Linked DNA regions of Homo sapiens: region 2 is linked to region 1. Evidence: read pairs that join two places in POLR2A ChIA-PET (ENCODE). Cell type or tissue: A673. All regions are shown on one strand. Region 1 has its middle 22 kb from the start of CD82-AS1. Region 2 overlaps EXT2 (exostosin glycosyltransferase 2).

Region 1 (2,500 bases):
GCTGTGGCTGTCAGCTGCGGACACAAGCGAAGCAGGCTGGAGCCTGTGGCTATTTCTCCTCCCTCCAGGACATGCGACCTCCTTGGCCAGCTCACAGCATTACCCAGAGCTTGAGCCTGAGCACCATGCCCAGCCCAGGAGCCAGCCAGCTCTGAGAGTCAGAGGACATTTTCCAACAGCCCCACTAGCCTTTCTCCTCTCCACATTCCAGCCCCCTACCTGCCAGACACAGAGCCCAGGGGAAGTTTCAAAATCCCTTTTTTAAAAAAGCCACAGCTGTGGTGATAGAGCAAGAAGAGACCCTGTCTGAATTCAGCCAAACCTAGAGTTGAATCTTGTTTTGGTCACTTATAGTTAAGTGACCTCAAGGTGGCCACTTCACCTCTCTGGAACCTCAGAGTTTTTTCGGCTGTAAAGTGGGGATAATCCCAATGACCCTTGTGTTGGTGCTACATGGGCTGAGTGAGAACACACCATAGGGACCCAGAAAATGTGTCATGAAAGACAGAACACTCTGAAATTAGCACATAGCAGGCCCTCTGTAAATATTTACTGATTAAATAGCAGGTGGGATCAAAAAGAAATAAATTATCCCTTCATCTGTGTCTTTTGTCTTTCCCTCCAGAAGCCCAAGGGAATTAGAGGCATTGACTGGGGGTGAGAGAAGAACAGGGTGAGACAGGGCATAATTCTTGGGGACGGAAGGCTGAGAACATTCTTAATGATGTCAGCTCCCGTGTGCAGAATACATTACAGTCTCTCAAGTGATGCTGATTCTCTCTGACATTAAGGCTCCTCTGGAAGGGAGATTCAGACACCGAGCCCATGAAGACAGATTTTAGGTTCTCATCTGATCTCTGTCTCTTACTGTTCAGCAACCTTAGACCAGACTCATGTCTCCTCTGAGCCTCTGTTTTCTTATCTATAAAGTGTGCATCCAAATACCAACTCTCAGGGCTATTGTGAGGATTAAATGAGTCAGGGGACTCATGCAATGTATGTCAAGTGCTTAGTGCTGGGCCTGGTGTCCAATAGGCCTTCAGCAAATGGTAGCTGTCATTATGATTACCTATCCTATCAGTTAGCTATTGCTGTGTAATAAACTAACCCCAAATTTAGGGCCCGAAACAACCACCATTTGTTTAGCTCATGATTCTGTGTGTGTGTCAGCCATTTAGGTTGGGCTCAGCTAGGTGGCTCATCTGGTCTTCTCTTGCGTCTGAAGTTGGCTGCAGGTAGGGTGGTGGTTCTGCTTCTGGGGGTAAGTTGGCTGTCATCTGGGATGATGGAGTACTGACCCACTTGCCTCTCATGCTCCAGCAGGCTAATTTGGGCTTCTTCATGAGGCAGTGGCAGGTTTTGAGAGAGTGAGGCAGAGAGAGAGAAGAAGTGGGGAGAAGTGTGCAAAACTCCTTGAGACTTAGGATTATAATTGACACACTGTGTTTTCCCCCACATTCCATTAGCCAAAGAAGGTCACACGACCAGCCATCAGAGAGGTGCTAGCTGTATAGTCATGTTGCAGAGAGCATAGATACAGGGAGGGGAATACATGTGACTATTTTTGCAAACAATGACCACATGCAACTAATTAGGGGACATCTGAGACAGAACCAAGTCCCTCAATTCCCAGTGCCATGACTCCCACCCTAGATGCTCACTCTGCCCTGTGACACTGGCAGGAAAGCTGGTTGCTCTCCCACGTGGCTTTCCCACTCCATTCTCCATTCCCCAGTCCCAGCCAGGCTGCCACCTTCACATTCCTTTTCTGAAGGAGATGGAAACCAGACTCCATATGGGACCAGGCACAGGCATCCCACACATGGAGTCATGGGGGTCTGATGACCTGCATCCCCCATAGACCGATGCAGGATGGAGTCCTTGCCCTGCTCAGTCCTCAGAGGAAGGAAATACACACAGCCCACCTGGACAACCCCTCTGCCCCAGCTGTCTGTTAAATAAACTCATTAAGCAATCCCTGACGAGGCATTTTAGATCATCACAAGCTACAGATAGTTTCCGTTGGCCTCTTGGAAAAGGTTTTCCTGACCACATAGACAGGAGGCCCAGATCAGTTCCCCTTGTGGGTAGGGGGTGCCTGGTTCTCATTTGCATTCACACTGTGATTGGTTCCCGTGCATCCTCTTGAACTCTGGGCCAGTCAGCCCATGGGACTGGATTCATTCCTCCATGTCCTGGTGGAGTGGCAGCCTCCACAGTGCCCCGGGCAATGAGGACATCAAGGGACAACAGCCAGCCTGGGGACCGGCTTGTCTTACCTTGTGCACTTCCTGGCAGGTAGAGACAGGGCCTTGATCACCTTTGCTGTCCTCTCTGTCCCTGACATGGGGCGCTTTTTCTGCTGTTTTTGTGTTTTTTTCCCTGTGCCTCCCCCACAACTGGACTGTCAGCTCCACAAACTTGTTTACCTTGGTGACCCCTGATTCCTTCCACAGTGCCTGGCATAGAGTGGGTGCCTGATAAATCCTTATTGCATAGA
Region 2 (2,500 bases), 460 kb after region 1:
TCCTATATGAAGATTAACCAGGTAGCCATATACAGCACTATTTAGAAAAGGTAGAATCGGGGCCTGGCACAATGGCTCATGCCTGTAATCCCAGCACTTTGGGAGGACAAGGCAGGTGGATCACCTGAGGTCAGGCGTTCGAGACCAGCCTGGCCAACCCTGTCTCTACTAAAAATAAAAAAATTAGCTGGGCTTGGTGGCGGATGCCTGTAATCCCAGCTACTGGGGAGGCTGAGGCAGGAGAATCACTTGAACCTGGGAGGCGGAGGTTGCAGTGAGCCAAGATTGCGCCACTGCACTCAAGCCTGGGCAACAAGAGCGAAACTCCATCTCAAAAAAAAAAAAAAAAAGAAAAGGTAGAATCAGGAGACAAGGAGGGCTGAGAGGTCAGAAAGAGAGAGACAATTAGAATGAAGAATGGAGAACAGTCTAGTTCTCTTACAGGAATGCCTTGACGTCTGTGAGCTGGACAGCCAGGTTCACTTCAGAGCAGCTAGGAAGTAGTAATTTCCAGCTCCAAAACTTCAGGCATTTTCAGTGAGAAAGAAGCTGTGCCTAGAAGCCACTGCCACAGTTTCTACAAGGACACATGTGCCTTGTGATTCCTTCACACAAGGAGGAAGGCCCAAGAGCAGCTTCTGACTGCTCCATCTCTTTGCTGGAAGTAGCTAGAAGCCTCTGCCACAATCTTGAGCAAATGACTATAGCAATCCGTAATGCCTCTAGATCACTTCTGCTTATTATTTTCCTCACAGAGTGTTGGAAATATTAATTGAGGTAATACACGTAAAGCACTTAGCACAGTCCCTGGCAGAGTAAGCACTCAAAATACAAGCTATTATTATTACGTTGCTTACAGAAGTTTTTCAAAAGCTCTAAGCATTACAATTGCAAAAGTCACCGGGATGTCTTTGATTTCCAACAAGACCCATGCCTCCTTACTTATCTCTGCAATAAATAGACAGTCTTTCTAAGCACTTAAAACACACTGGAAGCTGCTGCTTCCGTATTTTTTACTTTTGTCAGTGTTTCAAAATTATGCTGCCCTTATCAGGCCCCAAGTATAAAAAGCACACTCTCATCTTAGAAAGCTAGAATTTAAATAACCTTTACAATTGTAGTACATTTTTCCTTCCACCCACCCTGACAGCTGGACCATGCCTCATGTGGCTAGCACTGGAATTCACTTACCACAGCAGGAGGGTCATTCCATTCTTCATAGGAGATGGCAGCATATGGATAGATCCGGTCATTGATAATCTGCAGGGTGGCCAGGGCAATGGCTTTAATTGACTGGAAGTACGCTTCCCAGAACCACCGGGCCTATAAAGAAAATAATGCTGTTTTAAGTGAGCAAGCGAGACAGAGTGGGAAAACTAGATACTCTATCATAGTCAACTCCAGGTTAGGCTAATTCCTTTATTCCCAAAGTTGTAGGGATGGGGGTGCCTAGGGCATATGCTCCCTGCTGTTCAAGCCAGCTGCCATCAGAAGTTGGCATTTATCAAATGCAGTCAAAATAAAATGTTAGCAAGTGAAATGCACATTGGATTCAATTAAGATAGAAGATAAATTATGTGATGATGAGAATAGCCATGTGTTATGGCAGAGTTTATAGTATTTTGTCTTATATAACATAAAGTGCACAAATCTTGTGTACAGCTCAATGAATTTATACATATGTACATACTCTTACAATTAGTATCCAGATAAAGATATAGAACATTCCAGCATTCCAAAAGATTCCCTCATGCTATTTCCCAGTCAGTATCTCATCCCTCTAAGAATAACCATTATGCTGATTACAATTGTGGTGTCTGCTCTTGAATTTCATATTAATGGAATCAAACAGTATTTACTCTTCTGTGTCTGATTTGTTTTGCTCAACACTTATAATATCTAAGTCAGGTTATGGTATCAAGGTTATGCTGGCCTTATAAAATGAGGTGGAAACCATTCTCTCTTTTTCTGTTCTTCGAGAACTTTTATGCAAGATCAGCGTTATTTCTTCCCTGAAAGGTTTTAGAGGAATTCCTCAAAGAAGCCATCTGGGCAAGGGTATGGGTGGGTGGATTGGTGTGTGTGTGTGTGTGTGTGTGTGTGTGTGTGTGTGTGTGTGTGTGAATGTGAACGTTTTAAATTATGGATGAATTTTCTTTCATAGCCATAGGATTATGCATGTTTTTCTGTGTGTATATCAGTTTCATAAACAGTGTTTTTCAAGGGATATGTTCATTCCAACTAATTGTTAAATTTATTGAAATAAAGCTGTGCATTCACATCCATTTAACACCTGTAGAATCTATTGTAATACATCTCTTTTCATTCCTGATACTGTTGTGTTTTCTCTTTGTACTTGATCAGTCTTAGTAGAGCTTTATCAATTTTGTTAATCTTTTTTTAAAAATCGACTTTTGATTTTGTTGATTTTCCACAACATAATTCTTTCTATTTTGCTAGTTTTTGTTCTGATTTTATTATTTCCTTCTATTTTGGAGGA

What was found. Peaks named below come from ENCODE experiments on the same cell type or tissue, not always from the same donor. Only the 100,000 strongest peaks of a DNase experiment are listed, where the experiment ranks them.
Region 2: POLR2A ChIA-PET joins it to region 1 with 7 read pairs; 2 of 35 experiments call an interaction of 5 or more read pairs at or near these places.

What each region holds. Positions count from the first base shown.
Region 1 is chr11:44,625,589-44,628,088 of GRCh38, reverse strand. No RefSeq gene overlaps it. Among named protein-coding and RNA genes, the nearest start is that of CD82-AS1, 22 kb to the right of the region's middle. In A673, no CTCF peak of the experiment used is centred here; no DNase peak of the experiment used is centred here.
Region 2 is chr11:44,170,434-44,172,933 of GRCh38, reverse strand. It overlaps EXT2 (exostosin glycosyltransferase 2), which reads right to left. Exons shown (of 14, transcript NM_207122.2): 8 at 1,192-1,323. Among named protein-coding and RNA genes, the nearest start is that of EXT2, 76 kb to the right of the region's middle. In A673, no CTCF peak of the experiment used is centred here; a DNase peak (open chromatin) is centred at 1,203; H3K27ac peaks cover 936 bases.